2 separate regions of the Homo sapiens genome follow, and region 2 is linked to region 1. Evidence: read pairs that join two places in POLR2A ChIA-PET (ENCODE). Cell type or tissue: A673. All regions are shown on one strand. Links, peaks and the distances in the headings refer to the core of each region. The heading gives the core; the rest is flanking DNA.

The links. Peaks named below come from ENCODE experiments on the same cell type or tissue, not always from the same donor. Only the 100,000 strongest peaks of a DNase experiment are listed, where the experiment ranks them.
Region 2: POLR2A ChIA-PET joins it to region 1 with 5 read pairs; 1 of 35 experiments calls an interaction of 5 or more read pairs at or near these places.

What each region holds. Positions count from the first base shown.
Region 1 is chr2:168,728,103-168,732,102 of GRCh38, forward strand. All of the region lies in intron 8 of CERS6 (ceramide synthase 6), which reads left to right. Among named protein-coding and RNA genes, the nearest start is that of CERS6-AS1, 56 kb to the right of the region's middle. In A673, for the core only: no CTCF peak of the experiment used is centred there; DNase peaks (open chromatin) are centred at 2,489 and 3,639.
Region 2 is chr2:170,139,244-170,145,732 of GRCh38, forward strand. No RefSeq gene overlaps it. Among named protein-coding and RNA genes, the nearest start is that of MYO3B, 36 kb to the right of the region's middle. In A673, for the core only: no CTCF peak of the experiment used is centred there; a DNase peak (open chromatin) is centred at 3,498; H3K27ac peaks cover 179 bases.

The DNA.
Region 1 (4,000 bases), core at 1-4,000:
TTGGAACACAGCCTTGCCCATCTATTAATATTGTCTTTGGCTGCTTTATGCTACAGTGGCATGGCTGAGTAGTTGTGACAGGGTTATGGCCCAGAAAGCCTAAAGTATTTGCTCTCTGGTCTCTTGCAGAAGAGACTTGCCAACTCTCTGGCTAAGCCATTAAACATTAGTCTCGTGAGTAATAATAAGGCAGTGTGGGTGGAGTGAAGTACTGAATACATTCAGACTTGGAATAGTCTTTAAAACTGTTGTCCACGTTAGGGGAAAAAAAAAATGCAACTACTCTTTTTTTTTTTTTTTTTTTTGAGATGGAGTCTTGCTCTGTCACCCAAGCTGGAGTGCAATGGCGCGATCTCGGCTCACTGCAACCTCTGCCTCCTGGGTTCAAGTGATTCTCCTGACTCAGCCTCTCAAGTAGCTGGGATTAAAAGCACCCACCACGCCCAGCTAATTTTTGTATTTTTAGTAGAGATGGGGTTTCACCAGGCTGACCAGGCTGGTCTCGAACTCCTGACCTCAGGCAATTACTCTTAATATTGAGAAGGGAGAACAGAATATGCTCTCGATTAAGTAGGCTTTTTCCTTTTGTGACTTGAATCAACAAAAAAATGCATTGTCGCCGGCCAGTCGCAGTGGCTCATGTCTGTAATCCCAGCACTTTGGGAGGCCGAGGAGGGCAGACTACCTGAGGTCAGGAGTTTGAGACTGGCCTGGCCAACATGGTGAAACCCCATCTCTACTAAAAATACAAAAAATAGCCGGGCATGGTGGCACACGCCTCTGTAATCCCAGCTACTCGGGAGGCTGAGGCAGGATAAAATTGCCAGAACCCGGGATGCGGAGGTTGCAGTGAGCCAAGATTGTGCCACTGCACTCCAGCCTGGCCGACAGAGCGAGACTCTGTCTCAAAAAAAAAAAAAAAAAAAAAGGTGCATTGTCCTAGTAACGCTCTCTACACAGAATTAATGTCTTAAGTGTTCCTTCCCAGTCCCTGCAGAGAAGGCTTTGCTGGAGGAAGAGAAAAAATAAAAAGATTGTTTGCTCAAGGTATTACAAGATGTGTTTACCATCTAGGGAGAAAATTCAGTATGACCATTTCATCTGTTTTAAAAATATCTGAGTGTCGTAATAAAGTCTCATGCTAGGACCGAGATTTGAAAATTGTGTATTTGACCAGGCATCTCACTTACTTGAGAGAACTGATGTTTTATGGAAAGTCCTAGAGCAGATGAAGAACCGTCGTCAACTATGTTTCTATTTGCTTAGGCTGTTATACAGCACAGTTATATACCAGGCTAGTGCTCTCCATCCTCACTTCCCATCACCTCCCTGACTTTGGTCTTGGGTCTCTCCTGCCAACTTTCCACTCCCATCCATGCTGAGCTTCCTCCCAACTGTCCTAAGCTCAGCCTTGGACTGCCATGTGCCTGTCCTTTGCCTTCTTCCCTGTGTGGACCAGTACCAGAACCATCCCAGAAACCTTCCCTGCAGAATCCCAGAGTGCAGGGCTCTGTGGTGCTATCAGAGCAGGCCACGCTGGCTGTGTCCTTTAGTTGGCAGAACCTCTTCCATGCCTCTGATGGCAGTGTTGCCAAGGAGACGGAACCACAGGATCATTGGCATCCCTAGAATCCTTCTGTTCCTTGTGGGGCTATGTCTTATCATATATTATCATTTAACTTTTGATATCTTTGTGTCTTGTTTCCCAGGCAAGAGAGCAAACACTTCACAAATTCCTCATAGATAAAGAATCATTTCTTCTTTATCGATCTGCTTATCACACGTTACTGTGAGCCTGCTGTGCATCAGGCACAGTGTGGGTGTTGGGGATGTAGATATTGATTAGGTTATGTGCCCAGGAACAGCTAGCACTAAAAAACCATCAATAAATATTTGTTAAATGGAGAATGAAATTTTAGCGTTTCCCCTGCAGTTTGGCACAATGACGACTGAGACTTTGCAGCCCATGTGCGTCTTTCCTTAAGATACGGAATCGGCCCAGTCGAAGAAGACAGACAAGAGTGACTTAGTAGCTTTCAAAAGCAGGAGCATCCCAGCCACTGAATTGTTTTGATCAGATAGAAACAGATCAGATGGAAACAGTACTGCCTTTAGTAAGTTTAATAAGTCCTGCCTTTATCCACAGCTGGTCATAAAACAGAAATGCTTAGTTTATAAAGTGGATTGTCAGTGAATTGGAAATACAAGCATCAAATGTATTTAAAGAAAATCACAAAACAAGTAGGTCTACTAAAATGCAGACTCTGGCTAGCTGTGACCAGCAGCCTGGTCTGAGGCTTTGATGATTGCGTGTTGTATGTTGGCTCCTGAGTGAAGCAAAGAGAGAGGGCAGCATGGGAAGGGAAGGACAAATGAGAAATAGCAGGGGGTGGGGAATTATCTTGCCCCTTCCATGCAGTCGTCCAAGGAAGAGTTCTGGCATAAAGATTTTAAATTCTGTATGAGGGACCTGGTGAGTCATCCCCAGCCACCCTGTGGATTTCTCATCAGGCTTACTGTGTTGTCAATTAGGTGCCCAACCTCAAATTCGTAACAAGCTCCATGTCTCTCAGGGCAAGTTGCAGCTACCCAATGTAACTATCTTAAGTACTTTTTTGAAAGGACGGCATATAAACCCACTTATAATTTTCACAAACAGTTGTGTCTTAAGACTACTTTATATTCTACAGTCTGCAGCCATGCATTAAAGAGACATTGCAAAATAAATATTTAATTTGATTTGTTTGGTGACTAATACATTGTGTTGTGATCTGTGAGTTATTCCGAAGTTATGAAGAAATGTAGAATCTAGGACTCATTAAAATATTTATTAAAATTGTTCAAAAAGGCCATTGGAAACATGTTCAAAGAAATGATTCTGCATACATTCCATATAAGAATGACCAGACTGAAACAATTCCAAATGCTTTTAAATTCTGAGAGATACAGAAGTACTGTTTTAATCACTTAATATTTTTAGATGGTCTTTGTAATTGATATATAAATATAGCAAAATGCATCTAATGAAATGGAATTGTCTGTTAGCTGTAATTCTGCTACCTAGTGGTGTATGCTAATTAAATAGGGAAATATTTGGGATTGTTTCCCAAAATAACATCCAGAGAGTGCCCTGAGTCACTTCTGTTCCAAACGAGCCTCCTACCTGCTAATTCTGTCGTGCTCTGCAGTCATAACTGATGTTAATCTGAAGCAGCACAAGACTGTGAACCATCAAATAATAGTAAAATATTTTTCAGTGGCTTTTTATTATACCTTTTGACTAATAATAAATGAACAAAACAAAATAAGGAAAAATTTCTAGTTATCACTGAGTTAACCAGAGTATTTCCATTAATCAAGATTTTAGTATACCAAATTTTCTAGTTTTTATCTCATGGAAATATAAGGGTATTTTATCTTTTGTATGCTACTGAAGGGAAAACATCATCATACAGCAATGAATACTTCAAGGTGATGTTCAAGTATCATTTGACCATGGGAAGGGAGGGACAAAGGAGAAGTAGCAGGGGGTGGGGAATTATCTTGCCCCTTCCATGCAGTCATCCAAGGAAGAGTTCTGGCATAACGATTTTAAATTCTGCATGAGGGACCTGGTGAGTCATCCCCAGCCACCCTTGGGGATTTCTCATCAGGTTTACTGTGTTGTCAATTAGGTGCCCAACCTCAAATTCATAACAAACTCCTTGTCTCTTCAGTGAATTCAGAAGATACGTGAAGCACTGAAGGAATTTTTCTTTGTGTACAAGTTCCTTAAATTACTTCCCTTTCCTAGAACACTGCATTATGTTAGGAGCACAATTTGCCAAGTCAGCATGTCATGAAAAATGATCAGAACCCTTTCTTATACATTAAGTCTACAATATATCGGAGAAATAAGTCAGTTGCTTCACAAAATAGGTTAAAGCTGCTGTGAAGAGGTAGGGAAGAAACAGAGCTTGAATGTCTCTCTAAGTAATGAATTATTCATGGCACTTGACCC
Region 2 (6,489 bases), core at 1,480-5,479, 1.4 Mb after region 1:
GGCAGTGGGCCACAGGAGTAACTAGTGGGACAGTGTTTCAGGTAGAGAGACAGTGTGTGCAAAGGCCGAGGCTGGCCTGTGTGTGGAGTGTTGAGGACCAGAGTAGTTTCAGGGGTGTGAGAAACATGAGAGCAGAAGGAGGGGCAATCAGAAAGGGGAAGTGACAGATTCGGGAGCAGTGTAGTTTGGACTCAGGATGAGCTGGGACTCTTTGGAAGATTTTGAGCGGAGGGGTGATGTGATGTGATTTGTGTTTTAACAGCATCACTGCAGGGGGTTGAAGACCAAGCCCTAAAAGATATGTCCAAATCTAGATATGTCCATGTCTAAGACTAGATATATCCTAGTACCTGTGAATGTGACCTTATTTGGAAATACGGTCTTTGCAGATGTAACTAAGTTAGGGATCTCAAGATGAGATCATACTAGGTTCAGGGTAAGCCCTAAACCCAGTGACTGGTGGGAGATAAGGAGTGAACACAGCTGCAGAGAAGAAGGTAATGGGAAAACACAGGCTGACGCCTGAGCGATGCGTCTAAGAACCAAAGACTCCAAGGCTCACCAGCACCCACCAGCAGCTAGGAGAGAGGTGTGGAACATCTAAGATCTTCCCCCTACAGCCTCTAGAGGAAACCAACCCTACCAAAACCTTAATCACAGACTTCCGGCCTCCAGAACTGTAAAAGAATAAATTTCCGTTGTTTTAATCCCTCAAGTTTGTGGTAATTTGTTCCAGCAGTCCTCATTAATGAACGCAATCTTGTTGGCTTCTGGATGGAGAACTGACTCTCAGGGAAGCCAAGGACACCCCTGAGGAGGCCACTGCAGTGATCCAAGTGAGGCCTGCTGTTTAGATCACAGTGGTGGCAGCAGAGTGGGGAGAATAAGTAGAATCCTGAAAATATGTTGCAGATAGAACTCAGAGGATTTGTTGGCAGGTTGGAGGTGGGGCATGAGAGAAAAAGTTTTTAGAAAGGTGTGTGGAGCCTCAGTAGCCAAAGACGTGGGCAGTGCTGGTTCTTAAGTTTATGCTTCTCACCCAGTGTTTCTGCAAACCAGTCTTCATTTTTCCCAGCCCCTGCTCCATGTTCAGCAGAGCTAGAGGGAGATACAAGCCTGGGGAGAGAGAAGAGACGTGTTCCGCTGTGTTGACTTCCTGTCCCTGTCAGCAACACTACCACAGGAGCTATTTCCAAATTCTAGCTTTTCCTCACACTCCCGGAGCGGCCTCACTGGGCCCCTCTGAGGTAGCAGCACCCACTGGCCCTCGTGCCCTCCTCAGTGGTCTAACTCTGTGGGTCCCTCCTTGAGACTGCAGGCTTTTGATGAGCCCAGCTCTTCTCTCTGTTCCCCCAGCCCTCCAGGCGGAGGCTGCTTCCTACAGTTACAACCTCTGTGCTGCCTCGGGGCCCCCTTTTGCCTTTCAGACTTCTAATACCTGGTTAACAATTATTTATATTAAACTCTGTGAGAATAATGGTGTGATTTCTAGTTCTCAAACAGACTCTGACTAATGCAGAAAGCATCAATGATCCCAAGAAAATCCTGAGCCACAGGAAGCACAGAGTTGCCATAGACAAGGCTGTGAACAGCAGGTTTGGGGCCTGGTTTGGGACCCGTTACATTTAGATGCCTGCTGGACATCATGAGGTGTCTGAGGGAGATCATGAGTGGGCTGTCGGGTATGTGAGTTTTGACTCCACGGGAGAGGCCTGGGTTGGAGATGGCCATGCGGAGGCCACAAACATGGGCATTCAGCACTACAGGCCTCCAAGGCAGCCTGGAGACATTCTGGGTCTTACATTTCTTCTCAGTTCTAGTATCTTAGCACAGATGGCATAGAGAGAGGCTTCGCAAATATTTGTGGAGAAAAGGATACATGGATAAGAGTCAGTGAATGGTATTAGTTGAGTTATCGTGCTTACAACAGTAAACAATTTCGAAAAGAAGAAGAAAGTTTCCTAGGAATAGAACCCAGAGGAAAGGGAGGAACACGGACACCTCAGAATCGACTTGCATGCATGGCAAGCCGGGTGCACGCACCAGGGTGGCTAGTCTCCAAAGCGGGCATTTTCCCCAACAGCAAGTGTCCCCTTGGGATTTTTTGGAACCCACGGCCCGGTTTTTCTCAGTCCAAAACTAACATTTGGAAAGAGAGGCTCAGTTCCCAGCACATGAACGTGAACCTCCCCTTTCTGAGCTTCCTTAGGGGTAAAATGTGGCCTTTCCTGTTGAGTGTTTCTTTTATTCACCCCAGGCCTCACACTTACCTTCCGTTCCGCTTCAAGTTCTGGGGCATTATTAATTATTCATCTCTCCCAGTCCTTTTTCCTGGGAGCAGGATTTCCCCTGGTTTAGTCTCATCTTCGGTCAGGTGGAACAATGGCAGGTAAGGCCCTTCCTCCTCTGCCAGGAGCACAGGGAGTGAAAAATAATGCCTGGACCCTGGTACCTCAGGCGGCCCCAGCAGGCTGGCGGCAGGGCCTCGGGTGTCAGGTGGCTGTCATGATTCTGTTTTTTTGCTTGTCGTTGCAGCAGCATTGGATGTGAGCAGCGAACGTGCCGAAGAGGACAAAACAAGGTAAGAGGAAGAATTTCCAAAGCCACTCATTCCCCCTTGGAGAACTAGACCTGGCTGTTCTTTCTGTCCTGCATTAATTGGTATCATCCTGAAGAAGAAGCTTCCTTTTTAAGAACATTACAGCTGCGAGTCATGTGACCGTGATTATGTCAGCTGCGGCATCAGAAGAGTTAAAATTAGTAAGGTTTCAGTAAATTTGACTTAAACTATGATTGAAAACTGCTGCGTACCCCTCCGCCTGCACGTTCCGGTAAACTGCCTGCTGTGCCCCTGTGATGGGCCTCACCTGCTTTCCCCGTGGGGATTAATGCAGCTCAAGGAGTGGGGCTGGTTCCCTTCCCCTTAGCTGTGTGACACCTTCCTCTCCCAGAGTAGCCCAGACCATGAGGGAGCCGCAATGCAGATGGAGCCACGGACAGATCGTTGCTGAGCGGGTCACTTTGGAAGCAGGTGGGCTGCAGAATTGCTCAGACCCACACCCCTAAGGGCTCTTGCTCAGGGCTTCGGTGAACTTACCTACCTGGTTTTTTCCCCTATAGTCCAAAACTTTTACCATGCAATCAGTCCTGTGACATTTTTGGAGGGAAAGCTTCAGAGTTCCAAGCACTAGGTAGGTAGGTGGGTGGTCTGATTCCCATTTCTGCCCACCACAGGCTGGGCAGGCCTGCCTCCTTCCCGGTCTCCAAGGCCGCCCCTCTGCGGGGCAGAGGGAAGCTGTTGGAAGGCCATGCCAGTGTTATCAGATAATAAGATGACAAGGTTTAGGATAGTGGAGAGAGGACAGATGCATGTAGCTTTCCTTACCCTCATTGTAACCACTGCTCTAAAACTGATTTATGCCGTTCTGCCGGCCCTGAAGCTGGCCAGGGAGTGCCTTTGCTGGCAGTCTGTCTTCAGATGGGAGGAGATAAGGGAGATCCGGAGAATGGATCATCAGGAAGCATTTAGAGAAAATTGCTTGCCCTCCCAGTGCCTTACACAGTCCACTGACAGACACTGTTGGTCGTGGCTGAGAGTTATTTCATGATTTTTAAAACAACTACAGAATGTAGTGTGTTCCCAGAGGCAATCACGAGCTCATTGTGTTCATCCTTGCTAATGCCTAGCAGAAAGGCTAGCTGTTGGAAGACTCTCACAAGGAGGCAAAAATGAGGTTGAGATGAGCACATTTTCTTCGGTGGCAATGGGCTTTGTGAGAGGTGGGAGTGGTGCTGGCTCCCATTGCTGCTGGGCATCCCCTGGAGTGGTCACTGCTGTTTGCCAGGAGTGGCTGTTCCCAAGCAGAAGACAATGAACCTAATGCTTTTGCTGTCCTCTTCCCCACTTGCCCAGATGATCTCCAGACAGATCTCTTGAGGGTTTCACTGGCTGCTTTGGGAGTAAATACTTGGTGTGGTCAAGTCCTCGGATGGAAACATGAAGAATGCTTTCCGGGTGGTTATCAGCGCAGGCAGGGGACTCCTTGATAAGGATTGCCTAAGACTTTGCTCTCTTATTCTAACCAGAATGAGAACATAGCTATTGTCTACTTAACATCAAAACCCCCACATATGAAGTCCAAAACAAATTCACTTACAGTTTTGCCTGGACAAGGCCATGCATTTAGGTATCTTGGCTCTGACACATGGCTTGGTTGTATTTTTTAATCAAAAATACACTTGGGCTAGTAGATTTGAGTATCCTCAATCTGCTTCTCTATGGTGGTGACCTTGGGCTCAGCCAGAATCTTTTGCCAGGTTGTGAACAGGCTTTTTTTTTTTTTTTTTTTGCCAAAACAGAAGATGACTTGACAAGGTAATCAGATATTGAGGTATAAGCATAAAGTAACGCTAAATAAATAATTATTTAAAAATTTGGAAAAGAATGTTTTTAAACCACTAGTCAGGAAACAGCAGTGCATTTTTTATGAATTGGCCTCCTGTAATTTTCAGTGGCCTTGGGCTTGTGGGCAGGAGGTAACTGCAGGGTTGGATTAGCTTATTGATGCAGTGTGCTTGGAAAGGACAGTAGGATAAAAGGTTTTTTAATTGGCGGGCCCGTGACCCTGCGACTGGCTGATCATCCTGGCGAGGAAGGAGACCTAAATTGATTTAAGGACCCTGCCAGCTTGCCATTGCCCTTCCTCCTTGTCTCTCTCCCCGCTCTGCCTCTGTCTCTTTGCTTTAGTCACTCCTCTTTTTCTGTTTCTCTCCCTCTCTTTGTTCTCTCTTACACTTGTCTCCACCTATAAACTTTACAAAATAGTAGATATAATTGGGTATATACATACCTTTAAAACATTCTGGAAAGAGTCTCCCCCACAACCCACCAACATTTTAACAAATATCTCTGAATGACAGGATTACACATGACTTTACTCATTTCCTTCATATATGTCAGTACTTTTTAGTTTTTTCAGTGACTATATCTTTCATACTCAGACATTTTTAATAAAAATGAGAAGTAGGATGCTGAGTTATCTACACAGGATGAAGGTAGTAGTCAAATGTGAAAACAGTTTGTGCAAGAGTCTCCTCCCTTGACTAACATCAGCTGGGGACAGTGTGGGGACAGTGTCTTCTTCAGTGATGTCCTCAGGCCTGGGAGAACCACTTCACAGAGTGGACTTTGATACGTGTTTGTGGCATTAATAATTAGGGAAAGATATATGATGAAAAGAAAAAAGCAATTTTGGAGGAGACAGCTGTTTGGTTTTCAAATGATTGCTATTGAAGATTCGCTCTACTTGAATAAAGTGAAAAGGATAGTGGTGTAGAACTAAAAGGCTTGACTGGACACAGGCAGGATTTAATAAAACTCTCATTTTTAACCCCAGTAATCTTTTACCAGAAAGAATATTACAGGGGTCGGGAAGTGGCTGTCTCCATGAAAAACAAATCTGGCAGATGTTTTTTAACCAAGAAAGTCAGTCCTCTGTGGGAATCCTAAATACTGGTCTTTGGTCACTTGCTAGAAATACACATAAAAGCAAGTGTGGGATGTGGGGCAGCTCCATTTTCTCTGTGTTTAACAAGCCTGTTTCTTTCAAGGAGAAATATTAATGGATTTCTCTGGTGCCCAAACCTACTTGTGGAAGGAGGAGCCTGACCTTACTGTCTCCCCATTCTACATAATCTGGGTGTTCAGCCAACTGGCACAGATGGGCCAGACGCCAGGCTCAGCAACGTGCCCTGTACGCAGCTTTCTACCTCCTTGAAAGCAATCACCTATAAATGTCTGGTGCGAAGACTACAAAAGTTGAACTAGTTAGTAAAATGCTAAGCTGCTTCCAACAAGACATTCATCTCAGCTATTGCTTTGATGGGTGAATTTAAAACTCTGCTAAAGGAATCTTTCCAGGAATTCCATCTCTAAAGCAGCACACTCCGGGACCTTAGTGGTGGAGAATCCACACCCATATTTTTCCCCCAAAAATCACTTGTCTAGTTGCCATGTCTCCTCAGGACTATATTGTATCACTCTGATGTTTCTAGAATATTTTGTGCTGAGTGACTTGCTTAGAAAAAAAAAAAAAAAGCAAAGCAATGGTAATAGCTAACAGAATTTGGATTGGTGATGACTAAGGACTCAAGGTGCAATTTCTGGTTGAGTAGTCACTTTATTTACTTGGCAGGATGACAGCAGTATTTTGAGAGAGTAATCTTTATTAATTTTGGTCCTAAAAAAAAGCCCTGAATTTTTTTTAGAGAGAGGCCCCCAAAGTATATTTTTTAATGTCAAAATAATATGAAAAAAAGGCTGAAATTTCAATAAGGGAATTCCTCAAGCACATTTTATGTTCAGCATCAACTGAATTGTGTTTTCTCTTCTATGTGGGCAATCCATGGACTGTTGTAAGTCTATAAGCTGTCGTGTCTAACATCTCATTAGCATTAGTGGAAGTATCATTGTGAATGGCCTTTCTCCTA